Linked DNA regions of Homo sapiens: all the other regions are linked to region 4. A link is an interaction called in ENCODE POLR2A ChIA-PET data of the cell type or tissue named here. Cell type or tissue: HepG2. All regions are shown on one strand. Region 1 overlaps ARHGEF28 (Rho guanine nucleotide exchange factor 28). Region 2 overlaps ARHGEF28 (Rho guanine nucleotide exchange factor 28). Region 3 overlaps ARHGEF28 (Rho guanine nucleotide exchange factor 28). Region 4 holds the start of ARHGEF28 (Rho guanine nucleotide exchange factor 28). Region 5 overlaps ARHGEF28 (Rho guanine nucleotide exchange factor 28). Region 6 has its middle 21 kb from the start of ANKRA2.

What was found. ChIA-PET counts read pairs that join two places held together with the same protein. Peaks named below come from ENCODE experiments on the same cell type or tissue, not always from the same donor. Only the 100,000 strongest peaks of a DNase experiment are listed, where the experiment ranks them.
Region 1: POLR2A ChIA-PET joins it to region 4 with 19 read pairs; 5 of 35 experiments call an interaction of 5 or more read pairs at or near these places.
Region 2: POLR2A ChIA-PET joins it to region 4 with 11 read pairs; 5 of 35 experiments call an interaction of 5 or more read pairs at or near these places.
Region 3: POLR2A ChIA-PET joins it to region 4 with 30 read pairs; 9 of 35 experiments call an interaction of 5 or more read pairs at or near these places.
Region 5: POLR2A ChIA-PET joins it to region 4 with 16 read pairs; 10 of 35 experiments call an interaction of 5 or more read pairs at or near these places.
Region 6: POLR2A ChIA-PET joins it to region 4 with 20 read pairs; 4 of 35 experiments call an interaction of 5 or more read pairs at or near these places.

What each region holds. Positions count from the first base shown.
Region 1 is chr5:73,726,857-73,731,856 of GRCh38, forward strand. All of the region lies in intron 2 of ARHGEF28 (Rho guanine nucleotide exchange factor 28), which reads left to right. Among named protein-coding and RNA genes, the nearest start is that of ARHGEF28, 100 kb to the left of the region's middle. In HepG2, a CTCF peak has its summit at 2,561; a DNase peak (open chromatin) is centred at 2,615.
Region 2 is chr5:73,768,585-73,773,584 of GRCh38, forward strand. All of the region lies in intron 4 of ARHGEF28 (Rho guanine nucleotide exchange factor 28), which reads left to right. Among named protein-coding and RNA genes, the nearest start is that of ARHGEF28, 140 kb to the left of the region's middle. In HepG2, no CTCF peak of the experiment used is centred here; a DNase peak (open chromatin) is centred at 2,187.
Region 3 is chr5:73,676,191-73,681,190 of GRCh38, forward strand. All of the region lies in intron 1 of ARHGEF28 (Rho guanine nucleotide exchange factor 28), which reads left to right. Among named protein-coding and RNA genes, the nearest start is that of ARHGEF28, 52 kb to the left of the region's middle. In HepG2, no CTCF peak of the experiment used is centred here; a DNase peak (open chromatin) is centred at 2,411; H3K4me3 peaks cover 363 bases.
Region 4 is chr5:73,621,275-73,626,274 of GRCh38, forward strand. ARHGEF28 (Rho guanine nucleotide exchange factor 28) reads left to right here and starts at 4,922. Exons shown (of 36, transcript NM_001177693.2): 1 at 4,922-5,000. RefSeq lists a silencer at 4,631-4,720. In HepG2, no CTCF peak of the experiment used is centred here; DNase peaks (open chromatin) are centred at 2,827, 3,257 and 4,827; H3K4me3 peaks cover 1,936 bases.
Region 5 is chr5:73,691,380-73,696,379 of GRCh38, forward strand. The region is part of intron 2 of ARHGEF28 (Rho guanine nucleotide exchange factor 28); the gene reads left to right. Among named protein-coding and RNA genes, the nearest start is that of ARHGEF28, 68 kb to the left of the region's middle. RefSeq lists an enhancer at 2,103-2,727. In HepG2, a CTCF peak has its summit at 2,361 (motif pointing left); a DNase peak (open chromatin) is centred at 2,442.
Region 6 is chr5:73,541,891-73,546,890 of GRCh38, forward strand. No RefSeq gene overlaps it. Among named protein-coding and RNA genes, the nearest start is that of ANKRA2, 21 kb to the right of the region's middle. In HepG2, no CTCF peak of the experiment used is centred here; DNase peaks (open chromatin) are centred at 2,851 and 3,681; H3K4me3 peaks cover 1,321 bases.

The DNA.
Region 1 (5,000 bases), 110 kb after region 4:
ACATTAAGTTTTTGTCTTGTTCTTTCTGCAGAGATAGAAAGCTGGGTCTGAAAATAAAAGCAGAGCTTTTATACAAGGAGGTCAGTGTTTGTACTCAGAAAAGAAAGTATGTAAACCAGATTTCTAATGGTTTTTATAACTGTTCTGAATGACATTGGCATTTAGAGATTGGAAGCTTTTAAAATTCTTTGCTTAATATTTTTCCTCTGCAAATATTTTTCTTCATTACCTGTCCTCATGTCAGTTTTCTTCCTGTCATGATCATTACAAAGTCCATTTTGGTATCCATGTGAATTGGTATAATTGGAGCCGGTGAAATTCAGATTAGGCATCAGGAAGAACTTTCTGAAAAGCCAGAACTGTGGGAATACTAAGAAGATGGGCAAGTTTCTTCTTAGAAACATATAAAGAAACATTTTAAAAGTGATCTTCTTGGGGAGTTTGTCTCCTTGCTTAGACCTGAGGGGGTGAGTGAAATAATCTTTTGTGACCACTTTCACTTTGTGCTTTTGTGATTCTCTGAATATACATATCCACTGTAAGTTTGAATGATTTTTATCATGGAATCTTATGTGTAGCAATTCCCTCTAATGACAGGAATAGATGGTCATCTACTCTCCTTAAGCTCTTCTAATGGTGACAAGAACCCACTTTCCTGGATAAGGAAGAGAGTCCATATTTGGACAGTTCTACTTGCTATAAAATAATTTTTAACTGTGGCCTAAAATCTGCCTCTGGTAATTCTCTCCACTTGCTCTTGGTTCTGTCCCCCTGAGACATTGTGTAGTAACTCTGTTTTTTCTTGGATATCATCCTTTAAGACTTTGAGAACAGCTGTCATATCCTCTCGTTAAGTGTCCTCTTTGCCAGAATAAATCCCTGATTTCAAAAGCCTTTCTTCTCATAGTGTGGCCCTCAACATCCAGTTAAAATGCAGTGCCTCTAATTGAACAGAATCCCTCAGCAGGCCATGGCCAATGCAGAGGACCATGGGGTCATCACCTTCCCTGTTCTGCCTACTGTCCTTCAGTCTCAGGTAGTCTGAGTTCATTTTGGGTGACTGTATCAAACTGCTGCCCCATCCTGAGCTTACTGCTGTCTGAAATCTCTAGGTCCTTTCCACGTCAATGCTATTTATCTGGTCCTCTTGCATCCTGTGTTGTGCTGCTGAGTTTTCTTTAACTTAAGTACAGCATTTTCATTGTTAGTTGGTGAAGTTCGTCTTGTTAGTGTTGGTCCTGTTGAGGTCTTTCTGAGACTTGATTCATCCTGACTGACCCTTCCAACTTTGCTTCTACCATTGGTAAATTTGATAATGATATCTATGCTGTCATTGAAGCCATAAGTAAACATGTAGAACAAAGTAGAGCATTGCTTGTCTTGTGGAAAGCCTTCTTATTTTTAAAATGATAATTTCTTTGTTTCATCCCAATGTAGTAAAGAAATGGTCAGGCTAGTGGCTGATTAAATGGGTCACAACTGGTGGCTTCCCTTTGTTGTGCCCCTACAGACCTTCACTCAAATTCTTAGCCTTGCAAGTCTGAAAACAAGTTTTCTTTCAAGTCAGATGTGCTATCTAAATCAAGTGTTGGAAATTGCTTTGTAAAAAGGGTTTAAATTATGAAATATTGGAATCATAGAGAATAGTACAGCAAGTAATATAACAAAGCCCTCTTTTAACTTATCACCTATAGTTAAGACAAGTCGAAAGGTTAATGTTTTTCCTTCTCGTCCAGAAAGCTAAAGAATGTTGTCAGCCACAGAGAGATGTTGTGGCACCCTGTACTAAATACACGGTACTGAATGTTCTGGCCAAAGAGAAAACGTTTCTCATTGGAGAACCCTGATGAGATCAGCCATTGAGAGTGCTGCCAAACGACTCCAGGTTGAGTAGGTTCTGCAAATCATGTTGCTTTCTGTGGCTGCTCTTTCCAACATATATCTTGTGTTCCAAAGGAGCAGTTTTGGTGCAGGATAGTTGACCATAGGTGTGTGAACTTGCCCCAAGAAACAAAGGAAGACTACGGTGCTGGCATTAAAATGTGAGCTTTATAGCAGTTCAAGGGACAATCAAGAAAATAAATAACAAAGAAAAGCAGAAAATGGCAGAAAGCCCTGGATATGATAAGAGGCCTCATAAATATCACTGCAGTCTGAAGGGACTGACCCACAGTTGTGGATAGCTAGAGGCAATTCTTGGCTTCAAGGGATTTCAAGAACCTGTAAGGATTGCCAGTGTGTGTAGCTGCATCGCTGTGAGGACTTGGCTGTGAGAGTTTAAGAGACTGCCTGGCTCAGCCTCCTGACAAGCTGTGTGATCTTAGGCAAGTTATTTAAGTGCTCCCTGCCTCAGTTTCCTCATTTGTCAAATGAGGATTATAATAGACACCTACCTCAAAGGACTGTTGTGGGATTAAACTGATCAACTGAAAGCTGTTAGAACTGAGATTGACAGGTTGGCTAGGTGATGATATGTGTTGCTCTAATCATGAGGATGACCATGTATAGTGCTGATTTTATTTTTAAGAACATATCCTCTGGGCTAAAGGAATGCTGCCTTAGGGGGAGCTGCAGTATTTACTCTATCTCCTGTGAAACAGAGTGAAACATTCATGTTTGCTGGCTGGATCTTGCCCCAAGGACAATGCTAAATAAATATTGAACAATTCTCATTCTTTAGATTTTCTGTTTCTAAAAGTCATTTAGATGGCCATACTTTTGTTTGTATTCTTCATCACAACATCACCCTTTATTTAAATACACAGAATGTGTTAGATTTCTCAAGTTTATTTAGTCACCGATCACATTTCAGGCGGGCAGCTTCTTTTGATATTATGGAGGCAGATACATATCTTTCCTCGATAAGGTGGGTAGTAAGTAGCTAATTTTACTCAAATTGTATAGACTATTTTTGTTAGTGTTAGAGAGTAGAACTTCACAAGTTGGGAGTTTGTCTTTTTGGCGCCTTTAAATACCTATGAACCAGTTACACACTAACTATTGTTTTAATCTTGAAATAAGAGCAAGGAGTAGATAGTAGATAGGCCTGAATTCGAGTCCCAGCTGTGACCTTCCAATTTGTACTATCTCACTTTCCCATTTATAAGGTGGGAATAACAAAACCTAGCTTGCAGTGTTGTGAGATTTAAACGTATTGCCAAATAGTGGTTTCCAGAGTTATTCAGTGAATATATCGCCATCTAATTCTGATCTAAAAACAGTTTTTCTAAGGTTCAAGTTTAAATGTAAAGCATTAACATGCATATTACTTATAGTTTGTGGTTAAGTTTATAGCTTATAGTTCTGTTTATAAATTTATAAAATGAATTTAATGAAATCTACTCAACTTATCCTCAAATGTAGAGTTTTTTAAATAGTAAACTGTCCCAGTCAGATATGTTGTATATATCTGTGACCCGCAGAGAAGTAGTTGGGGGTAAAAATGCTTCTTCCCCTGTTAAGAGGTGCTCGCAAGGCTAGGAGAATGACTGGTGATGGCCATGTAGGTGGTTAGATAGGTAGGGATGTCCTACTTATCTTGTTGGATTCCAGTGTTGCCTTGCATCGGTAGGCACCTTTAAGGCAAAATAAAGGAAAATATATTTCAGTAGACTGCTGACTTGATCATGTATGCAACCTATAATCAATATAGGTTCAAACTGTCCACCATAAGGAGGATTTTTTTTTTTTTTTTTTTTGTCAGGGTTTCATCTGTTGCCCAGGCTTGAGTGCAGTAGCACGATCACAGCTCGCTGCAGCCTCAGCCTTCCTGGGCTCAGGTGATCCTCCTACCTCAGGCCCCCGAGTAGTTGGGACTACAGGTGTGTGCCACCATGCCTGGCTAATTTTTGTATATTTTTGTAGAGACAAGGTTTTGCCATGTTGCACAGGTTGGAACTGTTTTGAAGGTTGATATTTTTAATGGTTTAAAATTTTAGATTTGAAAATGAAAAATTTATTCTCTAGTTTATCCTAAAAATTAAGTAGCTGTTTAGAATCTTTTGGTTTTTTACTTGCTCTGTGTTGAGTCTTTAATTAAACAGTTGAAAACTAACATCTTAGATGTCTTTGGGACAGTATGTACTGAGCTAGATTTTTTTTTTGCAATGATCAGATGAAATTCTTTAATTTTTTCTTCTTCTCTGCCTTTAAGCTAAAAAAAAAAAACCCTCTAATCTCTTATGCAGAAAAGTAGAAAATTCTTGATGTTCTCTGTGACAAGAATAATCCATTTTTAGTAACTGTGCTCAACCTAATTTAGCATGTGGGACTTCAATGGGAATGCGTTAGTTTCTGTGATTGTTGGGAAGATGTTTTTATTGACTTGGTAGTTATGTGTGCTTTCATTATGTGGTCAAAAGGTTTGGAGTTGTATAGTTTGGAAGGAGGGTATAACCAGTTAAAAAAACAAAATGCGGATCTGTGTCTATCTTGTCAGGAATGAGATAACTTAAGGGGTTGCTGTAACTTAAGGATTTCTTCAGTTAGACATATACCTTGAAAAACTCAAATCATCATAAGTTTTGGAAGCATGCCTTTGCTTGGCTATTAAAAAATTTGTTCAAAGAGAAGGGGTCTTATGTAATACATAGTGGCCATTTGGTTTTAAGGAAAGAATTGGGATACTGTGGCACAGTCATCAGGATATTTGACAAGTTACTGTGTCATAATGTACTTCCAGGGAAGACCCATAATTACTGTGTGGCCAGCAAACTTCTCTTTTAGTTGTTTTTGAAGGGATAGGGTGGTCATGGAATGAGAATTGCTTTCCTTTCTGCTAGGTAAATTTTAAAGTCATGTGTCTCTGGAAAGCTTTTTGTATTCATTACATGTGCTGGGGTTTTGGGTGATTTCAAGAGGCCCAGAGTAGACAGCATAATATTAATATAATCTACAGTGTCAGAAGTATGGTAAATTGTTAGAAATGGCATTTAAAATGATACAGTTTTTCTTTATTATGTAAACAGTTATTTATCAATGAAGCTGTTTTCTCCTAGCTC
Region 2 (5,000 bases), 150 kb after region 4:
CCAATGCCTGTAACCCCATTGTATCTAGGAAGTAACTAGCTTGCTTTTGATTTTACAGGCTCATAGGCAGAAGGGGCTTGCCTTGTCTCAGATGAGACTTTTGACTGTGGACTTTTGAGTTAATGCTGAAATGAGTTAAGACTTTGAGGGACCATTGGGAAGGCATGATTGGGTTTAAAATGTAATTTGGGAGGGGCCAGGGGAAGAATGATATGATTTGGCTGTGTCCTCACCCAAATCTCATCTTGAATTATAACTCCCACAATTCCCATGTATCATGGGAGGAACCTGGTAAGAGGTGATTGAATTATGGGGATGGGTCTTTCCTGCACTGTTCTCATGATAGTGAATGAGGCTCACGAGATCTGATAGTTTTCAAGATGGGAGTTTCCCTGCACAAGCTCCCTCTTGCCGCTGCCATGTAAGAAGTGCCTTTTGCCTTCCACCATGATTGTGAGGCCTCCCTAGCCATATGGAACTGTAAGTCCATTAAACCTCTTTCTTTTGTAAATTGCCCAGTCTCAGGTATGTCTTTATCAGCAGCATGAAAATGGACTAATACACACACAAATATCAGAAAAAATATTTTACCCTGTGTCTGTATGTGTATATATATATGTGTGTGTGTGAGAGAGAGAGGCAGAGGGAGACAGAGACAGAAAAACAGAGAGATACACTCATACCAATGGACCTCAGGAGTGCAAATACCCCTCCTCCTTTCCTAGTCACATTCTTCTCTTTTTCCTAACAGGTATTGTGCTGACTTTTATAGTAGCCATTTCCTTGCTTTTCTTTACAGTGTTACAACGTATGTATATATGCCTAAGTAATAATTTTAACTTTTACTCTTCTTGAACTTCATATTAATTGAAACATATCCTGTGTATTTTGTGACTTGATTTTTCCCTTTTGACATTATATTCATTACTTCCTTCTGTGTTAATCTGTAATTCATTTTGATTGTTAGAATATTGTTGTATGATTGCACTGCAATTTATTCCATTGATGAACATTAAGATTACTTTGAATTTTGACCATTTATATTTTTTGCATGGTTTCTTGCTAGGGTTTATAGGTAGGAATGGAATTGTTGTGGACTGGATTTGCGTTAGTTTCTCTGACTTTATTAGATAATGTTGCTGTGTTTTCCAAAGGGGTTGTAACAGTTTACATTTCCTCTAGCAGTGATTGTGAGTTCTGGAGACCTTGGTTAATTATTTAACCTATTTTATTATTTTTTAATAGACATTTTAAGAACAGGTTTAGGTTCATGGCAAAATTGAGTGGAAGATACAGATATTTCCCATATATTCCCTGCCCCTACACATGCACAGCCTCCCCTATTATCAATACGCCCCACAGAGTGGCACATTTGGTTATGATCGATTAGCCTACATTTGAGAGGTTAATTTATTCTTTAATCTTCCAAGCTAAGCCTTTGGCTAATTGAAAGGTATGGCCAGATCTTGTGTGGATATGGTAATGGTTCTAAATTGACCAGTAACAAAACCACTTTCCTTTAGTAACACTTAAACTGTCTGACCTTCCTTGCCCTTGTGCTTCAGATGCCTGGAAGCTTTGACCTGTGCTGTTTTTGCAGATAGTAACCATAGAGTTAGGACAGGATTGAATACTCTTAGGAACCTTGGATCTTTATTGTGACAGACTCATTTCATGGGCAAAGAAACTGATGCCCGGCAGAGTGAGAAGCACAAACTCCACACTCCCTTCCTATCTGGGGCAGTTGGACTCCTGTTATGCAGTAAGGAATGGCTTATTGAATGGCACAGCCTGTTCAGTTCCTTTTTGTGTCTTGGTTTTCATGCTCTCATGATGTTATAGGTCGTACCTTTTAATGTTTGCCATTACAGCAATTATTAGTAATTCTGCATTGGTTACATTAGTTCAAATAACTCCTGGCACCAACCAAACAGGAAGAGACATTTATTTAGTTTAAGAAATTATTTTAAACACTCCCACCTCTGCCAAATTGTATAACCTCTTTCCACAGTTTGTTTTGCTGGCTGCCGTTAAGAAATCTGAAACTCTATAACAGGCAGAATTATTTATATATGTCATGATGCTTCCTATTTCAAGCTGTTTGCCTCGCTCTGCACTCTGAACTTTCATACTGAATGAGAAAGCTCTCTCTTACAACATTTTGGTCAGTTTTTATTTGTTTTCTTTAAACATCAGAAGATTCTCTCTTCCCCTGCCTTACCTCCTCCCCGGGAAGTGGGTAGATTCTCAGAAAGAGAGGCAACAGTGAGCCATTCAGGCCTGCATGTTTACTGTTCTCTCTCATTGAACAAGATGTGAGGATGGAGCCAGAAGGAGAGAAGAGGGAGCTGGATTAGCAGAACAAGCTTGGAGAGCTCTCGTGGTAGAGGAAACAGATCTGCCCACACTCACACTGTTGGTCAGGTTGAATACAGTGAAATACACTCCAGGTTCAATGGTATTTAGGGCATTGCACCAGACATGGCAGAAAGTGTTACTTAAATTGATACCATGCTTTCCTTTACCAATGGTATAATTTGAAAAGGGAACACAAAAGGTTTAGATGTTCCCTTTTGATCATTTTTTTGGGAGGGGAAAGAAAATTACAATCCATACAACTATGGAATATTTCTCACTATATTCAGATTAGGAGATATGTCTTAGAAATTCCATCCGGGCTGGGTGCGGTGGCTCATGCCTGTAATCCCAGCACTTTGGGAGGCCAAGGCGAGTGGATCACCTGAGGTCAGGAGTTCAAGACCAGACTGGCATGGCCAACATGGTGAAAACCTGTGTCTACTAAAAATACAAAAATTAGCTGGGGGTGATGGCGCGCACCTGTAATCCTAGCTACTCAGGAGGCTGAGGCAGGAGAATCACTTGAAACTGGGAGGCAGAGGTTGCAGTGAGCCAAGATTGCACCACCGCACTCCAGCCTGGGCAACAGAGTGAGACTCCATCTCAAAAAAAAAAAAGGAGAGAAATTCCATCTTAGTATGCCTGGTTAATATCTCATGCTGACAGGTTTTCCTGTGTTGGGGAGTACACATGCACATATGTGTGCATATGTATATTTGTTACCTGATCTTAACAAGTCTATTCCTGGTTATTATTTAAAAAGGAAGAAAAATACAAATATTATCCAACATTTTAGATACCCTGCTGGGAATCTAAAAACAAAAACCTCACTTTTTATTCAAAGGAGTATAATGGTCAAAAGTTAAAGGATAAAATAGTCAAAGATAAGTTCTCTAATAGCTAACATAGTTTTTTAATTTTCATAAAGCTGAAGATATCAAGTATATTAAACAAATGTCTGGCAGGAGTGTATTGCCTTGTCTGTTTTTAGATATTTTGGTATTTTGAATGTTATTTTACTGAGGGGAAGTGTTCCATGTCACACAGATGATTGATAGAGTAAATATACTGGTAAGTTGGTGGCATTTCACTGTGATGAGTTCATTTACATATTTTAAGTATAATGCCTTACATTCATTGATCTAGCTATCTATATCTCTATAGATATAGATATATAAATAATTAAAAATGTAAACTAAGCCTTTTATTTGCATTCATTTATGGTGGAGTGTTTCCTTCTAATTGTTTCAAATTAGAGCTTTGTAGAAACCTGGCTTCCCAAGTATCATCATTACCACAGCCTGCAGGTAGGACAAAGCTGAGTTTATTGCCTACTATGGTATGGGAGAACACCACCTCCACAGGGCCTTAGAGGTGTCTTGAAGGGGGAGCTGTGAGGTGAGGTGAGAATTTATTGAGAACTTGAAGTTTGGCTTAATGAGGGTCTTTTTTTTGAGACAGGGCCTCACTTTGTGGCCCAGGTTGGCATGCAGTGGTGCAATCTCCACTCACTGCAACCTCTGCCTCCTGGGCTCAAGCGATCCTCCCACCTCAGCCTGCTGATTAGCTGGGACCACAGGCGAGTGCCACCATGCCTGTTTAATTTTTGTATTTTTTGTGGACAGTGGGTTTTACCACATTCACCAGGCTGGTCTTGAGCTCCTGGGCTCAAGTGATCCTCCCGCGTTGGCCTCCCAAAGTGCTGGGATTAAGGCATTAGCCACCACGCCTGGCCTTATAAGGGTTTTTAATGTTGGGGATGGTGGTGGGTGGGGCATGTTGGACAGGAAAGGAGCTTGATCAGGACTCGGGAAGGATCATAATGTAGTTAAGATTGCTTTTAGGGTTCAAACTGCCTTTTATTGGTTTCTACTGAACAGTTGGTTAGTCTTGTGGAAGGTTCCTATAATGAGCAATCATTCATTTGCCTGGGCAAGTGGCTCCTGGAATAGTAAAATTGTGCTAATGAAGATAATGGAATAGTAAGATAGCGTTAATATGGACAGGAAACTGTGGAGAAGTAGGTCATTTTGTTCTCAGTGTCCATTTTACAGTGAACAATTCAGTGTACAGACTATTCAAACTAAGTAATTTAAATACACACAAACCGTAGAGATTTTAACAGCCAATTGTCATTCAACTCCTCAAATGCTAAATGGCTTTCATTTGCCAGATACTGTGCTAGGTATTAGGAATAAAATACCTCAAGGACCCCTCCGCCTGGAAGATGACAACAGAGAGCGGCAAACACCACAGTGGAGCTGATGCACACGGACCGACCAAGGGCCCTCTGTGCAGGGGCCTTACAGGTCGAGCCTCCTGAGCAGAGCAACGGGGTGGCTTTGGCAATATTGACATAATCTCAGGGATTTAGTAGATGGGTAGAAGCACTGCTGTGAAGTTTGAGAATGACCCATATGAAGCCATTTCTCTTGCGGCTTCTTATCAGGGGAGGAGCGGCTCTGAGGACAAAGGGTGGAAACGGAAGTCCCTCTACAGTCTCAGCCTCTAAAAGCCTCCCTGCCTGAGCAGCAGGATCTCCTCAAGGAACTCTTTGCATATCAACAAGTGTCTGTTTCCAAAGGATGGTCCTTTCCTAGAACCTGCTTCCCTAGATGACTGCACTGCATGTCTAGTGAAAG
Region 3 (5,000 bases), 55 kb after region 4:
CTCCTGAGTAGCTGGGATTACAGGCCCCCACCACCACACCCAGCTAATGTTTTTTTTTTTTTTAGGCAGAGTTTTGCTCTTGTTGCCCAGGTTGGAGTGCAATGGTGTGATCTTGGCTCACTGCAACCTCTGCCTCCTGGGTTCAAGCAATTCTCCTGCCTCAGCCTCCCAAGTAGCTGGGATTACAGGCACCTGCCACCACACCCAGCTAATTTTTTGTATTATTTTAGTAGAGATGGGGCTTCGCCATGTTGGCCAGACTGGTCTCGAACTCCTGACCTCAGGTGATCCACCCGCCTCAGACTCCCAAAGTACTGGGATTACAGGCATGAACCAACATGCCAGGCCTCACATTTGATTTTCAAAGCATGATTGTGAGGGTCATTTTTATTAGAAATACCCAAAAACTTCTTCCATTTTCTCAAGGAGGGGGAAGGTGCTCTTATTTCTTTAATATGGACACTGTTATCTTTGAGACCTTTGTCTTATCATGATTTTCTTTTTAAGTTGTTAATGGGTCTCTGCCACATTCTCATTTAACTTGACAAGGGTTCATTTAACTTGATAAGGGTACATTTTGAAGATCTGCCTCTAAAAAGTGAGTCTTTTTCCCTAGTTGGCAAGCTCTAAGTATTTTTCCCAGTAGTTTTCCTTCAGGCTTTGTAGAATTAGGCATGGCCTATGGTGTGTGGCAAGCTTATCAAGTAAAATTCTCATCGAACGATAGCTTCATATATAATTTCAGCAGTTCTCATGATACTATTCTTTATTAAAAATGCCATGCTTTAAAAAATGTTCTAAATGTATTGTAAGTTGATTTGTCTTTTATTTACACCATTCAGTAACAACACCAAGACCAATGCAAACAAACAGTATACACAAAATCTGTTCTCTCTAAATATGGAATGATTAGAGAATAGATGCCAGCATTGAGTGGAGTGGAGGGGAATAGAGAATGATCGGGGAGGCAGTTGCTTGCGTAAGCTTTATTTTCTAATATAAGCGTTCAGTTCATTTTTTGAGTATTTTTATCTGTAGATAGCATTGGCTTCTTCATATAACCTTGTAATGGCAGGGACTTGGAAAGGAATCGTTAAGTAACAAGGACTTCCCATATATTCCTTTCAAGGCTGCTATGAGGATCATCTGAGATGATAATTGCGGAATATTGAGCAAGGTGCCTGAGTATTACCTGTTAATTAGTTTTGTAAAAGGCACACAAACCAATGTTTATCGACATATTCAAAGACAAAATTAAAGTGATAGGTTTTATAGTCATTCTGCCTTAGAATATTTTATTTAGATGAAAAATGTGAAAAATTCAGAATTTCATAAAGTCAAGAATTGATATTTTTCCATGTAAATGTTATATTTACTTTCCTCTTTTATTAAAAACATTTTTAGCCTGTTTAAAATAGTCTAATACTTTTTTTTAGAGTTAACAAACAATAAAAGATATTTGGATATTATGTATTCCCCGTAAGTCTATAATACTGTATCTTGATGTTCTTTTTATAAGAGCTTCCCCCATTTGGGGAACAAACTTAAAAATTCTGGCTGTGTACTAAGGCCCCAAGTCATCCCCTGGTGTCTGCCAGCAAATGTTTGGAAATACTTTGGTTTTTTTATGTCCCAAGAAACATTTCTGGAAAATGTGGTACAATTTTTTTAAGTACTTGACTATGAAAAACTTGGTAATTGCAGATGAAGAACTCAAACTTTCACAGATAGAATGAAATATAGAGGGTGGCATTTATATAGTGAAAAGTGACAGCACATCAAGGACTTAAGCAGTTGTAACTTGCCTAGCAAATACAAATTTGTTTTATTATCAAACTTGGTGTGAAAGGAGGCACAGCATGGTTTAGCCATGTGGCTCTGCAAGTGAGCATGGAACTCAGTGCTCTACTGTGAAAGAGGAATTAACTTGGGGAAAATCCAAATGAGAATATAAAATTTTAAAATATATTTCAGTTTGAAGTTTCCTGGTTTTATTGAGTATATATTTGCTCCAGCATATTTTTTTCTACAATTAGTCTATGAAATTCTATAGGGCTTTTAGAAGGATTAGGACTGAGGGTGAGTACTGTGGTGACTTTATTTTTTTTCAAGGAGTGAAAAGTGGTTGCTCTGAAAAACAAAATTAATTGCTGTTCAAATGGTTTTTAAATTTCTGTACTGAAAAATGGCAAATGGTAGAGTAATGAATAATGAAATACAAGTTATTGGCTATAAAGTGAAATGTAAATAACATTGTCTAGCCCTTGACATTTCACCTTTTGCTGAGATCATAGTATAATCCAAATTTGAGGGAGGCCTTTGATACAGCTGGTTTCTTCTTGACTGAAAAGTGCAAAGCGTTGGCATCTGGGTCCTTCGTGAAGCTGTGTGATTCTGGACTTTGGACTGTAGTCCACTGTAGCCTGCCTTCTCACTGTGTAAATACATAACTACATGGGCTCCCGTGAGCTTGCCACACGCCACAGGCTATGCCTAATTCTACAAAGCCTGAAGGAAAAATACTGTGAAAAATACTTATAGCTTGACAACTAGGGAAAAAGGCTCACTTTTTAGGTGCAGATCTTCAAAATGTACCCTTATCAAGTTAAAAAAAAAAGGGGGGGAGTTAGCATGTACCCTATTTAATGTATTTATTTATAGTCATTTATAAATCATATTACTGTAACAATGTATATATATTTTGACTAGGGACAGGGTCTGGCTCTGTTGCTCAGACTGAAGGGCAGTGGTGCAGTGGCACGATCATACCTCACTGTAGCCTACAACTCCTGGGTTTGGGAGATCCTCCTGCCTCAGCCTCCTGAGTAGCTAGGACTACAGGCATGCACCACCGTGCCCGGTTAATTTCAAAATTATTTTTGTAGAGATAGGGTCTTGCTATGTTGCCCAGGCTGATCTCAAACTCCATGACATGTTCTCTTTGGAAGATTAAATAAAAAAAGTTAGAAATCTCTTTCTCCAAAAATTTACAGAATGCCATGTGAGAGCTTTTGTAGGTAGCAAACTTTAAATGATTTTTTTGCAACAAAAGCAATGGAAACATGGACAGATACTCTTTCAAAATGTTGTTACTGGCTGGGCATGGTGGCTCATGCCTGTAATCCCGGCACTTTGGGAGGCCAAGGCAGGCAGATCACCTGAGGTCAGGAGTTCGAGACCAGCCTGGCCAACATGGCAAAATCCTGACTCTACTAAAAATACAAAAATTAGCTGGGTGTGGTGACACACACCTGTAATCCCAGCCATTTGGGAGGCTGAGGCAGGAGAATCATTTGAATCCAGGAGGCAAAGTTTGCAGTGAGCTGAGATCACGCCACTGCACTCCAGCCTGGGCCACAGAGCGAGACTCTGTCTCAAAAAAAAAAAAAAAAAAAAGTTCTTACTATGGCATGTACTATCTATATCTGTAATCTGTTTCTTTTGAAATACATTTTCTCTTTCACTTATTAAAATATCACTTTTTTTTCTGAAATGGCAGGTCAAAAAAAGAAAAAGAAAGTATTACTTTTTTCTTGAAGGAACAGGCTAATTGAAAAACCAGTAGGTTTATAGCACTTCTATTTTTGTAAGAGAAAATTATGTAGTACATGTTTAAGTTTGACAACTTTTTAAAGTACTTTGCCACAATATAACCAGCACGTCTCAATGTAGTATAGATTTTTATGGTTACTTCGCATCTCATTACATAAATTGCAAAGATTTGACCACATTGGAGTTCTTATTTCCACAAAATTAACCATGTTGATTGATTAATGTCCCATAGAATATTTTGTGCTTTTGGCTTCAAGTTCTTTGTTGCAGAACCTTGCTCATGAATGACAAAGTGAATGAGTCTTGTGTGTGGTGTTTTTAAAACTTCTTATAAGAGCAGCTGCCTTACCAGTGGTTGTACTTGAACAGTTTTCGATAGAACACTATTTTTTATTAAAAAAATAATTCACAGCTGGGCACCATGGCTCACACCTGTAATCCCAGCCCTTTGGGAGGCTGAAGTGTGTGGATCACCTGAGGTCAGGAGTTCAAGACCAGCCTGGTCAACATGGTGAAACCCCATCTGTACTAATAATACAAAAATTAGCTGGGCGTGGTGGTGGGCATCTGTAGTCCCAGCTACTCAGGAGGCTGAGGTAGGAGAATTTCTTGAACCTGGGAGGCAGAGCTTGCAGTGAGCTGAGATTGAGCCACTGTATTCCAGCCTGGGCAAGAGAGTAAGACTCCATCTCAAAAAAAAAAAAAAAAAAAAAAAAAAAAGGGATTCACTCTTCAGAATATGTCTCCATATTCTCACTTAAAATGATGGGTTTTGGATGGGAGGGGAGTGAGGGATAAAAGACGACACATTGGGTACAGTGTACACTGCTCGGGTGATAGGTGTACCCAAATCTCAGAAATCACCACTAAAGAACTTATCTATGTAACGAGACACCACCTGTTTCTCCAAAAACCTATTGAAGTAAAAAATAAAAATTAAAAAAAAATTTTGAGTATATTTTATCAGATAAAATCTAGCAAATACCACAAGTTGAGTTGTGAAAAACATCTGTACTTTTTTCTAAGTGTACAGCAAACTTCTTGCACAATTAAATTTGCTCTAATAGACTTGTTTCTTAAAATATTCAACAGTCTTCAATAGTTTTACTCATAAAGAAATTCCTTTTATCTTTTTTTTTCTTTAGAGATGGAGTTTTGCCATGTTGCCCAGGCTGGTCTCAAACTCCTGGGCTCAAGCGATCCACCTGCCTCGACCTCTCAAAGTGCTGGGATTACAGACATGAACCACCAAGCCTGGCCAAGGAATGCATTTTAGTTTGCTGCTTTATTTCTCTGTATTCTTTCAGCTATTTTTTTTTAGCTTCCACATTTCCTATAGTAATGCATTTTTTTTTTTTTTTTTGGCTATTAAGTGGAAATCCCAAAGTACTGGGATTATGTACAAAAATACATAAGGATCTTCTAATTTTATCATCAAGTTAAGCAAA
Region 4 (5,000 bases):
TTCCTATAAAATGGAATCTCTTTATTATATTTTCCTCTTTTCAGAGTGAATCCCCTGAGAAGTTCTTGAGGTATGGTCCTGGCTCTAGCGGGTAAAAAATTGCACCTAAAAGAAGGTCAGGCCTGGCGCAGTGCTCACACCTGTAATCCCAGCACTTTGGGAGTTGGAGGCAGAAGCGGGAGGACTGAGGATTGCTGGACGCCAGGAGTTTGAGACCAACCTGGGCAATATAGGGAGACCCCGTCTCAACAAAAATAAATAAATAGCCAGGTATGTGGCACATGCCTGTGGTCCCAGCTACTTGGGAGGCTGAGGTGGGAGGATTATTTGGGCCTGGGAATTGAGGCTGCAGTGAGGTGCAGCTGCACCACTTTATTCCAGCCTGAGTGACAGAGTGAGACCCTGTCTCAAAAAAAAAAAAAAAAGGTCAATATGCAAAGGAAGGGTCTCAATAATGTGAATCTCTAGAGACTGGCTCTGGAGGTGGAGTAAATCTCTAGTGATAGAATTTTAGACCCTAAGGAATCAGCTGAAAAGAAACAATGTTTTGTCAATGGAGCATCCCCAGTGTTTCCAAATTGCACACGTGGAAAGTGTTGAACTCTTCATAATTATTGGGCTGGCTCCACTCAAAAGGCGTATTTATAATTTCCCCAATATCTTCCTTTTGCTCATGTAAATACCAACATGAAAATATCAGCCACAATGAGTTCCATGTGCTTTCCTAAAAATACCTGAGACTAATATGGACTTCAAGAACATAGCTGCATTATGACTTTTGTAGGATCTGGGCACTTTTGCCTTCATACGCACCTTCCTCCAGAAAAATAAAAATGTAGATAAAAAGAAAAATTATATTTCACTATTGCATTGTTATAGATACAAATATATTAATATTATATGCTAAAACATTTTCTTTGACCTAAAAGTTCATTTTTCTCTTCTGATTTTAAAAGAAATTAAAATATTTTTTGGCCCCTATAAGTATTATAGACCCTAGGCACTGAGCTTGCTATACCTGACAGGTAAGTTGCCCCTTTAGGGAAGACCTCATACTGAAAACTGGCTAAAAACAACCTATTATTTTCTTCAAAGATTGCAAAATATTAATTTTTTGCATAGTTGGTGCTCAATAAATATCAGTTGATTAAAAATATTCAGAGATGTTAAGACTTCTCCTGTAACAAATCTGAATATTTCTCTCTAAATCTATTATTTCGCTCCTCAGAGTATGGTCCACAGACCAGTAGCCTCAGCCCCAACTCAAACTTATCAGAAATGAAGAATATCAGACTCCATCTGCTACTAAGTCAGAATTTGCATTTTAACAAGATCCCCAAGTGACTCATATGCAGATTACACGGAAGCCCTGCTCACCTGCAATTTAAACCTGATGGTTTAACATTGGAAATGGAAGAGCTGATTCCCCTTAACCACATATAATTGAGTGCGATCCTCACCCTCCTCCAGTGTCAATACATTCAGTTCCTTTAGTCCAGTGGTTCCCAACTTTGGTTGAACATTGGAATCACCTGGAGAGCTTTCAAAAAACGACCAATAACATGGGCCCAATTTTCTGGAGATTCCGAATGATTGATCAGGTGGGCGTTCTGGGAATCAAGATTGTTTTAAAGCTTCCCAGGTGATGCTAATGTGTAGCCAGAATGAGAACTACTGTGTGGATTTCCCCATGAGATCTGTCCCCTGGTTTTAATAATGTTGGCCTCTTTTCTCTGTGTTCTCCGACCTTCCTAGGCTGGACAACCAAGTTTATAATCCAGAAATAGTTTCTTGTCTTGGGGTCTGCCATGCCCTATTAATTATCTCAAAGCTCTGAAGTGTTCTCCTAATACAACCATACACTAAAAGATTAACTGCCACTATTTTCCACATCCTTATTATGTGTCCTGTAATCACTTTCAGTCACGTAATCCTCACAATGATAGTATATGCTGTTCTTATGCCCATTATACAGATGAGGAAATGGAGGCTTAGAAAGGTTGTATCTTCCCAAGATCATCCTATTTGTATTCCAGAGTTTGTTCACCTCCTATTAAATCTACCATTTTCTAGTATCTTGCTTTCACTTAAGAAACACTAGTAATTCCCTAACTCACGTGGCTAAACATCAGATTTACAATTATCCAATTTTTGAGAATTATTGACAAAGGAAATATAATGAAGGCCAGGAAATAATTAAATAGATAATATAATTAGCAGTGGTTATAATTCATTAAAGTTTGAAAATGGTGACATTTTTCTTCTTGCATAATGGATGTGATAGTTCAATTAAAAAACAAATACTAAATACTCCAGAAATGCCCTGTGTTGGGACTGTGAAGATTACAGGGGTAAGGAACAGGTTTTGTCCTTGAATTTCAAGTTGAAGGGAGGATAAGAGCCTACAGTTGTCCAACATGTGACAGTTAATATAATCAGGTGCTACACTGTGTAGTAAGGCCATTATGCTTTGCCAAAATTCAGAGGGTAGCAGAAACCAGGACAATGTAAGGATTTATGGAGGAGGTCTATCTGGAGTGAAGTATGTAAGGATGAATGGGGATTGAATCTCTAGAAAAGACAGAGCTGAGCTAGGACATTGGCATAATACTCACTAGGCAGTTAGAATTTCCCTAACTGAATGGCCAGCCTGGTTTCTTGCTGGCTGAATGTCCCTTGTCTGTAGAGAATATATAGTCTTTGAATTCAAAACAAATGCTGTCCCAGCCAAGCTTAGTGCCAGCAATGTCCTGAGTGACCTATATCTGGAGCAGTGAAATCAATCAGGTGCAAAGGGTTATTTACACAACTGATAGCTTCCTGCCTCAGATAGTCACGGCTTCTTTTAAGGTTGCTGAAGCAAACACTTTGCTTAATATTTGAACCTAGAGAAGTTGAAAGCCAAGTACGTATTTAAATATTGATCAAGCTCAGGGCTTGAGAGCAGGCAAGAAAACTGCAGCTAGCATTGTATGTCCTTGGGTGGTGAGAGTTTCACAATTACTAGTTTTGCTGGTTTCTTTTTAGTGGGGAAGGGGCTTGGGGGTAACTTCTTATAATATTTGTTCCTCTTTCCACATTTTTTTGTTTTTTAAAAAAAGATACATACCTGCCAGAATTAAAAAAAAAAAAAAAAGAAAAAGAGGGCTTCAGTACTAGTGATATGAAAAAGGACAATAACAACAAAGGCTTCTAACACATCACCATGTTTATTCACCAGAGTTTGGAAACCATTTTTGTCTGGCATGTTGATTCAGTTAATCTTCAGTTCAAGTGATTCTCCTGCCTCAGCCTCTCGAGTAGCTGGGATTACAGGCACGCACCAACACACCCAGCTAAATTGTGTGTTTTTGTGGAGACGGGGTTTCACCATGTTGTCCAGGCTGGTCTCGAGCTCCTGACCTCAGGTGATCCACCCGCCTCAGCCTCCCAAAGTGCTGGGATTACAGGTGTGAGCCACCACGCCCTGCTCAAAATTTTTTCTATTTTTGAAAAGAATATTATTGCTTTTATTTTTATCTTGTGTACCTTGACACTGGGCAGGATATATATATATATTTTTTTTTTCTTTTTTTTTTTTTGTGGCAGCGCCTGAGGCCAGGCCTTGAGTTCACAGCTCTGTGGGGCTGAGGGTGGAATCAGCTGGGATGACAGCCCAGGTCAGGAGTGCAATGCCAGTGTTGGGGTCCCTTTCCCAAGGCGGAATTGCAGCCTTTGCCTTGGAACAGGGCTAAGGCATTCAGACACACGATGGTCTTTCTCTTGCTAATCTCAGCCTTTCTCAGCATTCGTATCAGCAAGGTGGGCTGGGGAAGGTGGCGGCTGGAAGGGAGACAGAAAAGGCCCAGGCCCAGGAGAAGTGGTGGTGGCAGCCTGGGAGCTGGGCTCCATTCTGGCTTGGGATCTTGGTGGCCAGCTTCCTCGGGCCACACCTTTGTTATGGTTCTGTGCGTAGCCAGTCTTCAAAGGAAAAACAAAGCAGAGACTCAAGGTGATTTTATAAATTTTATTAGAAACTTTATATTTCAATACTAATTTCCTTACAAATAGTCTTAACTATAACACTTACTGCCACAGCAGTCTCAGATGGGCAATTTTACCTTTAAAGCTGCAATAATGGTCTTAAGTCTGTATATGAGAGCCTGGCTGATGAAGAGGCTTGGCTTCTGCTCTTGGGGCTGTCATCACATCTAAGAGGAAAACTGCTTTGGAGGATAAGGAAGTCCCTTCACATTGCTGTTCATTGTAAAAGTGGTTATGGTTTTCATACGTTTTTGAATTAAGACTTGCAGCCACTTGCGTGCATAAACGTGAAGGGAATCGCAGCTTGCAAAGCTCTCGGCCAGGGAACATGAGCTTCAAATAAGAGGGCAAATGCTGTTTTTAAAAATAATATTTCCTATTGTAATAGACCCGGGCCGTATTATGTCACGGGTGTGGTGGCTTTTGGCTGGGAACAGCCTGAGCCTCCCTCGGGCCTGGCACAACTCCTTTCGCGAGCGGGCAGCCCAGCGCCTCCCTCGGGAGGCGCCAAGGCGTGGGGGCGCCCGGGGCGCAACTGGCACTCCTGTGGCCCGCCAGGTCCGCGCCAGCCTCCGCGCCTCCGATCTCCGGAGGCCAACGGCCGCAGCCCCGCAGCGGGAGGGGGCTGGCGGAGACAGCGCGGTAGGGGCAGCTTCAGGTTTCCTCCTGGAGCCGGTGTCGGGCGCGGCCGGCGGGCGGGCCTCGCCATGTGATGCGGCCGCCGCGAGCCGGGCCGGGAGGTGGGCAGGCGGGGATCCAGTGGCAGCGGGGAGGCGCGGGGGGAGCGGGGGGAGCGGGGGCGGCACCCGCTGCTGGCGCAGCCAGCCGGGCCCGGGCGCGCGGCCGCGGCTCCACCCCCTAAACCTTGGCTTCAGCCCGGCCGCCGCCAGGCGTTGGCATCGCCGGGGAGAGCCTTCCGGACTCCGGGCGGCGGCTGGCTGGGGGCGCGTTCCGAGGCGCCCTCAGGCAGGGCGCGG
Region 5 (5,000 bases), 70 kb after region 4:
CCATTTCCCCTCACCCCCATTTTATAATTCCCGTTCCTGTACTCTGAGCTAACCCTTAGAGTCATCTCCTGCAGGGGTTCTTAGCAGCATCAGCATCCCTAGGAACTTGCCAGAAATGCAAATTCTCAGACCTCATGCTGGACCTACTGAATCAGACACTCTGTGGATGGGGCCCAGCAATCTGTGTTTTAATAAAACTTTCAAGCGATTCTGCTGTGTGCTAAAGATTGAGAACCATGGACTTAGTGCAAACATTTTCATGTTCTTCTGTATTCATATATACATATACAAGCTTTAGTAGAAGGATCATATTATGTGGACTTCTGTATCTTTTCCAACTCAGTGATACTTTGTATAAACTCCTATAAGCCATCAGACATAGCTCAAACTCACTCTAATTAATGAATAGGTATGGGTCAAGCTCATTCCCTATTGATGGCCATTCACTTTGTTTCAGTTCTTGGCAATCATGAACAATTATTCACCAGACATCCTGTCCATATGTCCTTATATGTTGATACTTTCATCTCTATGGGATAGATTCCTAGGAGTAGAATTGCTGGATGAAGGGCATACATATTTTAAATTTTAGTGGATTGCTTTGCAAATGAGATCTAATAGTTGACATTTTATTCAGCAACTTTCAGAAATATTTAATGTCTATTTCTTTAGCTTTAATAACTGATAATTATGTAGCTGGGGATTATGTTCTCATTTTCATTGTGCAAAGAAAGGAGGGATGTTAAATTTTGTATGTTGATTAAGTTGGTGAAGGGTTAGAAGTGTCCTTTATTTCTCCCATTTCTCAAATTCTGACTAATATGAGCATCTATTAGTCAGAATTTGACTAATCCGTGGAGATTTTTTTTAACATCTGCAGAGGGTGCATGTGTGAGACTGTGTGTGTGGGCTCTTGCTCCCTTCCACCCTTCTGAGGTGCTGTGCAGACATGTTAATCATAGCCACTGACTGAGAAGAGTGTAATCACTTTTTTCTCTGGAGGCTGCAAATTGTATAACCATTTGGGCAGTGGGAGTTTTTTGCTTCAGTAGCTTGTTTCCAGCTGGATCTAAGATACTTCGCTATTCCCTTAGCATTTTATGTTTATATTATTCTTTTATTCTGAGTCACTGTCTCCTGCTGTGTTTGGTCCCAAGAATGTTGGTTGCTGCTGGGCTCATTGTGGGTGTTGAAGGTATAATCTGATGTCTAGAGGTAGTGGGGGAAACTCTATCCTATTCAGCCTTTTCTAATTTCTGGATGTTGGTATAGCTTCCATGAATACTTGGTGGAGCATGCTCCCCTTGGTCCCAGCCTTCTGCAGGGAGGGCCGGAGGACAGGGCCCAAGTTGTCTGGATGGACTCTTCCCCAGCTCAGGGAAGCAGCTTCTTATTGAGGTAGTAAGTGACTTGGTGGCTTTGTTCTGGGGTCACCCAGCAGGGGCCTTCTTCCGGATCCCTGCAGATTCCCTGTGGCTTTTGGGTCCTGTGGAAGGAAATCCTGTCCTCCAGACACTGCCCTTCTCTCTTGGTGGCCCTCCATCCCCCAGTGGGCTACCTATGACTGGCCTCATGCCCATCAACTCGAAATATTAGTCTATGAGGGCATCTTGGGGACCTTTGCCTGGGCACCCTCACTTTGCTGATGAGGAGATTAGTCTCCAAGAGGGAGATTGACTGGCTTGACTAAGTTAACTCAGCTGGTTTGACACTCTGGATTTTAAAATGCTCTATTAGAAGTCATAAGAATAATTTTTTTTGACTCAGAAAATTTGTTAGTGGCAGATCCCACAATAAGCCTGGGGTTTTCCGACCTTCACTGGTAACGACCTTCCCCACTGCTCTGCCACATCTCCATTTCCTCATTGACCAAGTACTCAAAGGCACCATTTTATCCTTTCCTGTCCTGCAACTGCCTTTGAGCTTTCTGACATGAATGGGGCTCCTTCATGGACCTTAAATTAAAGGGTCTCTCTTTTCTTTTATCTCACTAGAGGATGCTGCTGGTAACTATGTCTAGGCAAGCCCTGACCTTCTGAAGCTCATTTGCTCACAAGAAGCCAGACCTATTAATTGATGGTCATTTGCTCCATTCAGTTCTTCCCAGCTCAAAATAATAGAAATTTTCATTAGCTCAGGTGTCAGAGGGTGGTAGGTAAGGGTGTCTTTCAAAACAGGTTAGTACAGCTAAGTCTAGCTTAGCCAATGGAATCGGGCAGGGCTTTTGCCTGAATGCAACTTCTAGATCACGTGTTTACTTTGTGCAAATTTGTTTTTAGCGAATTATATTAACTTTACTTGTGTCTTTATTTAAAACACAGCAGCATGTGCATCTCAGAGGATTGCCACCTGCTGGGGTGTTTCTGCCATTGTCAGTTAATCTGTGCTCCCTGAAGTTGGTTTTCTTTGCTGGCTTTTGTTTTCTACTAACTTAACTTGACCTTTTCCTATCCTCTCTGAATGGCCTTGCTTTTATCTCTTTGCCTTGTCTCCTGTTTTCCTTCTGAGGGGGCAAACAAATTCCAAAGCAGCAGTTCTAGCCATAGAGCAAAGAGAGGACCATGGTAACTGTTTTACCCAGCCTGGCCAGCAGCCACGAGATGTCAGTTCCTGGGAAGTCTGAAGCTCCTTAGCTGCTGCAGGAGATTGCTTGGTAGTTCTGGCAGGAGCAGAGAGGAAAAGCTTCTCAGACTTTAGCAAAACCTTTGACTTACAAACATTTTACAAATCCTCCATTAGCTTCATCCCATTTCACATTTTGAAAGAAACAGTTCCCTCTTCTCTCAATACAATGCCACTTTATGGTGCCCCCTCCTACTGTCACAACTGAGATGATAAGCTTCTGGGGAAAGGCCCAAAGGTGAATATACAACTACAGAAGACCACAGGAAGAGTCAGCCTAGCACCCAGCTTTGAAGAAATTTCTTAGTGGGTGTGAGTTTCAGGTCCGTGGGTAAGTAAGTGCCAAGTGTGCTTAAAGTCTGATGCTGCCTCACTTCCTGTATTTCAGTGACAGCTCCCACAATTTGGGTGGTGTGCAGCCTGTATTTTTAATAAAGAACTTGAAGTAGCCGATATTTTTGTTCTGTTTGAGTTTTTAAAATGTTTTACCATCTAAGTAAGGATTTTAGGCATGATGGAAATGGGTTAGAGTTTTCTCTGGGAGAAGCCTCAGTAAAAGAAATAACGTGATCCAGGTAAAATGTTTTATTTCCATATTCCAGAAAGGCAGCCCTTATAGAAGATGTGATTTAGCTATACTACCTTCTCAGCAGTTCCTCCTGCTTACACCTGAGGAGGGTGTGCATGTTTTAAATAAGTGTCTCTAGCTCTTGCCTTCTTTTCCTCTCCATATCTTGATGCTGTTACTTTTATCAAAACGGATCTTATGAAGGTCACTAAGTTTGCTCTTGCTTAATCTAAGGTGTTTATTTTCTCAAGTCCCCATTTAGTGCCATGCACTGTAAGAGCAGAGAGTGAGAAACAAGGTCTCACGTCCCTGCTCTCGCAGAATGCACTTGGGAGTAGGAGACAGAAAGTAAGTAGGTAAACGAATAAACAAATAAGAATTTCAGATGGTAGTATGGGTTAGGACAATACAAGGCTATGACATGGCAGAGAATTGTGTGTGTGTGTCATTAGTCTCTCTGGGATCTCCTGGAGAGCAGTCTAGTAGAGGGATCAGAAAGCACGAAGGCCCTGGAGTGGAAATGAACTTTTTGTATTTGAGGGACAACAAAAGGCCAGCATGGCCCTTGCATTGTGAGGGAGGGGAGAGGAGAGGAGACAGGTCAGAGAGGTGGGAGGGGCCAGGTCATGCCCATAGGTTGGTGGGGGAGTTGCATGATTTGATTTATGTTTAAAAAGTGTACTTTCAATGTTCGTGAACTCTGCTGGTTCTTTTTCAAGTTATCTCTTTGTCTATTGTGCTTTCCTCTCCTCTGTTGTGTGGGTGTTCCCCAGGGCCCTCTGCTTTCCCCTCTTTTTCTCGCGAGCTCATCTATTCTTGTTATTTAGACCACCACTCCTCCTGAAAGACTCCCACATGTGGGCCCTCTCGTCTTGACCTCTGCCCAGGCCTCGTCTTCCATTTCCAGCTGGCCTGTTTGCTATTATCACTCAGTTAGCCAGGATTTGACTTTAAGTTCAGACTGTTATATTTTTTAAAAGTTTTCCAAGTTTTCCTCTAAGCAACTCCTCTTTCCAACTTCCTGATTTCTGTTACCATCCCACCACTCTCCCAGGTGTCCTGCTTTAAGTTGAGTTTTTGTAATTCCTCCAACCTTTGTCCTCTGTCTTGATCAGTCATCAAGACCTGCTGATGGCCATGGCTGTCCTCTCTCTCTCCTCAGCCATTGTTCTAATTCACCTTTGGATTATTGCCCCTGGCCTCTTCAGAGTTGCCATTTTCTCAGAACTGGTGAAGACTTTATCATGTCTTTCAAGTATTATTTCCCTACATTCATCTCGCAACTCGCAGCCATATCATTTATCTGTTCTAATCAGACAAGTCCTCTCTACCCTAGTGGACTTTCCTCATTCTCTTATTTCTAGGACATCACCCAAGCTGTTTTCGTTCCATATCCAGGAATGCCACTAAGGTAGGAATGGGATGCAATATGGTATGTTGGTTATGACCTTGGATAGCTATGCATTTGGCCGTGCATCCTCTCCTGAACGCAGATTGTTACCCTTCATTACATTGCAATACCTAGTGCAGTGCCCAACGCACTGTAGGCTTTCACTAAACGTTTGTGGATTGAGTTTCTGGAGAATCATTGAGGGGAGGCAAGCTTGCTCTCTGACCCTTTATAGGAGCATTCCAGGCAATGGCTGTGGTCATTAGGGGGAGGGTCCCATTGACAAAAGTGTTGATAATTAAAGATGATTTGGGGTCACATATGTAGGACTGCAGAAACCCTTTACGCCATAAGCTCCAGCCATACCCTTCTGCTCTCAGTTCTTCGTGAATGCCATGCTTCTTCCTGGCCAGGACCTTT
Region 6 (5,000 bases), 79 kb before region 4:
GATTAGAATCTTATTTTGCAGAAATTATATCAAACTTTGAAAGCCAGATAATCTTGGAAAAGGACTTTTTACAGACAACCTCACAAGGAAACTGTTATGGTTACTAAATATAAAACAGGATCGCATTTTTGTAAATATTTTAGCCTCCAAATTTAATGAAAATTTTAAAAATTAGGGCTAGCATTTCATCTTTCCTGCTGGCATCAGTAGCTCTTTTCTCTATTGTGTGCAGTTACGAGGACTTGCCTTTTCAAGCCACAGAATTCCATTTGCTGGAATTGAGTCCAAAAGCTCAGGCAGGCCTTAAGGAAATCTATGACTTGGTAAACTCATAAGGGACTCTGAGGCTGTACTGGTCTCCTCTTATAAAACGGATGTTCATAACCCCCTGATCCTGAAGTTATTCACAGAAGCTCATCTTTCTTGGGGGAATTTTTAATTCCCTATTCTCATTTATATACTTTGGGTAGGGGGCGGATTCTAATTGACTTAAACGAATTAGCATGTCCCCCCTTGAGCAAACTGATTAGATCAGGGATGGGCATATGATCATGTCAGTGTGTGTGTGTGTGTGTGTGTGTGTGTGTGTGTGTGTGTGAGAGAGAGAGAGAGAGAGAGAGAAACAGAGACAGAGAGGCAGAGACAGAGATAAAGAAAGAAAAAATCCCAGGACTTTGGCAGGAGCCCCCAGAAGAGAGAATCTCTCTCTCTCCCTCTCTGGAAAGCATAGAGTGAGAGTGAGGTCTTGCAGTTGCTGGAGCTGATGGATGAAGCCAACCATGTGGAAAGCAGAAGACAGGGAAATAAAGAAATGAGATCTTTCAGTTGCTAGATCAGGTCTCACCTAACATTGTAATCACTTTTTAATTTTGTGAGCCAATAAATGTCCTTTATTATTTATTTATTTTTGACACAAGGTCTTGCTCTGTTGCCCGCCTGGCAGTGGCAGGAATACAGCTCACTGCAGCCTCAGCTTCCTGGGCTCAAACAATCCTCCCACCTCAGCCTACCAAGTAGCTGGGACTACAGGCACATGCCACCATGCCTGACTAATTTAAAACCATTTTTAGGCCTGGTGCAGTGGCTCATGCCTGTAATCCCAGCACTTTGGGAGGCCAAGGCAGGTGGATCTTCTGAGGTGAGGAGTTCGAGACCAGCCTGACCAATATGGTGAAACCCTGTCTCTACTGAAAATACAAAATTAGCCGGCCATGGTGGCAGGTGCCTGTAATCCCAACTACTGGGGAGGCTGAGCCAGGAGAATCGCTTGAACCTGGGAGGCAGAGGTTGCAGTGAGCCTGAGCCAAGATCATGCCATTGCACTCCAGCCTGGGCAACAAGAGTGAAACTCCGTCTCAAAAAACAAAAACAAAGCACAAACAAAAAAAACATTTTTTTGTGGATGCAGAGGTCTCACTATGTTGCCCAGGCTGGTCTTGAACTGCTGGACTCAAGTGATCTTCTTGCCTTGCCTCCCAAAGTGCTGAGATTACAGGAGTGAGCCACCACACTAGGCTCATTTGTTGTTTAAATGAGTTGAGTTCTATCTCTTGTAATTGAATAATCTCTCATTGATGGACTGAAAAAAACACTTGCAACTAAATAGTCCTTAGTATCTCAGTATGTAAGTATTAAAATATACCTTAGCATAAAAAAGTATTTCTTAGTATATAATTTTCATGGTATACAAAGAATTTTTAAAATTAAGAAAAATAATAATAACCTAATAGAAAGCAAAGAACAAAAACACTTAAAAAATGGCTAATAAATATGTGAAAACTGTTCTATCTTGTTTGTGATTAAAGAATTGTACATTAAAATGGAAATAGGCTACCATTGTTAATAATTGGAATGATGAAGATCAAAAAGTGAGAAACCATACAGGTTGGTGAACAAAGGGCAAACACGTACTCAGTACTGGCAGGAGCTGGGGGTTGGGGGTAATAAATTGGAAGGCAATTGGCAATATCTACCAAGATTTTAGGTAAATATATCCTGTGATCAGGCAATTCCACTACTAGAAATTTATCTCACAGATAAATTCCCACAAGTGCACAAACATGTACATAAGAGCTCATTACAATATTATATGAAACAGTAAACTATAGTGAAGGAGCCCAGGGAATTTCTGAGGCACTCTGACATGCTGATATTTTAAATTTAAGACTCTTGAAGGTCAGCAGATGCTGCAAAAGGCTCTCCTCTGATATACCCTTATCAACCTAAGACTGGACCCACCAAAGAGAGCTGAACTGCATCCCATCTCCTCCCTGGAATCTCATTGTTTATTGCAGAAAAGAAGACTGGGGAATGCAACCACGCCCAGATGGACATTTCACATAAGACACGGATTGATGCATTGGACTTCTCCCCAAATAGGATGCTGTGTCAAAGCTGACCAAGTATACAATGCTGTCCTTGGGAGGACCCTATAGCATCTCATCATTGTAGGTATGGCAACATTATCTTTCAAAGAAGAATCTAGAATGGCACAAGGAGAATGGCTTATTCTTTTTAGAGGGCAGCAAGGCCAATCTCTGTCTCAATTGGGTGGGCAGGCTCTTCCTTAAATACCTACAACCTGTTCCTGAAATAGCTGAGAGACCTTCAAGGCAGGGGCTCACTGAGAGAGGGGTGCAAGCAATTGACCTCGTTGTTGCTGACAGTCTCCTTGGCAGAGGGGCAACACCAGGACATGAAAGTAAGAGGAGAGAGATTTCATAACAGACATGCATCATGGAGGAGGGGTAACCTGGCCTTGTGGATAGACTCTGTGAGCTGGCATGAGTTCTGGAAGGGCGGTGCTTCAGTCAACACTGGTGTCCAATGTTCAAGGAAATCCTAGAACAAAGGAATCACGAGACAAGCTCTTAAGCGTTTGTTGGTACAGACTGCTGTACTGGATGTTCAGGACTCTTTTTTTATCCAGAAGATAAACAAGGGAAGCAAACAGTCACGTGACATCTGAAGTGGGCTCTCTTTCACACACAGATTCATAAAGGATGCTCAACCACAACAAGCAATTCATTGAGTAAAAAAGGTGAATTAGTAACTCACGGTAAAATTACTGTTTCAGAATTTCTTGTTTTGTCATGTAGGCTTAAAGGGGAACATGTTCATCTTTACAAAAGCATCATAGCAAGCGCCAACAGGCCAGAGACAAAGGATAAATGACTAAGTTCTTTCATAGACAGGATGGCGATGCAAGAGGCAAGTGTGAGAATGTGGCTTGTCCACCTGCCAGGAGATGATTGCCGCTAGAGCAGGGGTTCCCAGCCTTGATGTACATTAGAATCAACTGAGAAGGGATTGTAAGTCCCCATGTGGCAGCCCAGGCTAATCAAATCAGACCATCTGGAGATAAGGCCTGGCTTCAGTATTTTCAGACCTCTCCAGATGATTCCACTGAACATCCTAGGCAGAGAACCAATTCCCCTTGGAGTGGAACTTTCTTCCACCACTGTAAGGTCTTCAGTCCTCTCATTCTCAGGAGAGAGAGGCTTCTGTTGAATCAATTGATGTTGATACAGCAGAACAATTAGCATAGAAGAAACCTGTAATAGGCATATTACAAATGCAAACATACCTTGGTTAATGCATGACATTTTTAACTTGTCCCCAGGATGTATGGGTTGAGGGGAGATCATTCTGAGCAGGGCAGGGAACAATGCTGTGTTGGTCTCCAGTGTCCCCAGGGCCCAGCCCAGTCTCTAGCACAGAGTACACGCTCCATAAACATTTGCTGAAGGATTGGATGACTTTTAGGGGAAATTGCCTGTTTCCAACATTAACCTTTTGCAGAAGAGATGGTGAATAGGTCAACTGAGCACCAAGAAGGTATTTATAATGCTTTCCATAAATTGATTGTGGGAGATGTAATATATCCAACTACAACCCATCCTCATGGATGTGAAAAGGGGAAATAACAAACACCTAAAAATTTAACGTGCTTTAAATTTTTTTTTTTTTTTTTGGAGACAGAGTCTTGCTCTGTCACCCAAGCTGGAGTGCAGTGGCGCGATCTCGGCTCACTGCAAGCTCCGCCTCCCGGGTTCACGCCATTCTCTGGCCTCAGCCTTCAGAGTAGCTGGGATTACAGGCGCCCGCCACCACGCCTGGCTAATTTTTTGTATTTTTAGTAGAGACAGGGTTTCACCATGTTAGCCAGGATGATCTCCATCTCCTGACCTCGTGATCCGCCGCTTTAAAATTTTTAAATAAAGTAACATGAGTTAATTTGTCACTTTGGAAAACAGCTGACATTTGGAACCTGTCAAATTGAGAACAATTTCACTGAAATTATGAATAAAAAATAAAATGTGGGGCAAACGTATCACACAGTGGCCTGAACTCTACAGAGAGGAGAACCCAGTAGGCAATGAGTGTGCAACAGTCTATTTCCAGTGTAATAATTATGGATCTGATTTGAATTTCAATTCCATAGAGCATAAAATCCCCAGCAATAGCTTCTTGCTTCCAGGTAGCGACATGGCATAATGCATGTGGATCGCATTCCTGTGCACGCAATTGGTATCACAAGGCTCTTACTCCAACAGGAAGGGCTTTACTATCTGAAGAGGAAAATGTATACGAAAGACAGAATAAACCTTCGAAGTTTACTTTAATCAAAGAATAGTCACACAATTCTCTTTGCAAAATGCACCTCTTTTCTTAAATGGTTGTATTTCCTGTTTAAATGCACGCCTAGAAACATTTCAATCATGCTATGGTTCTTTTTCATATCTTTAGTGTTATTTTTATTATAAAACCAACATACACATACGGTAAAAGTTTCTAGACAATAAACAATGTAGAAAGTTACTGCTACTAGTTTGAATCTTATTGGTAGTATCTACTACAAACGAGTAAGGTGATAACTTTTAAAGCTCTCAGTAGGTATGTAAATATGAGAACTGGTCACAGAAAATACTAAAGAGTAAAAACAATTAATTAATTTAAGAACTTTATAATAGCCAGAGTCTGTCTTGCCCTTCATTCTT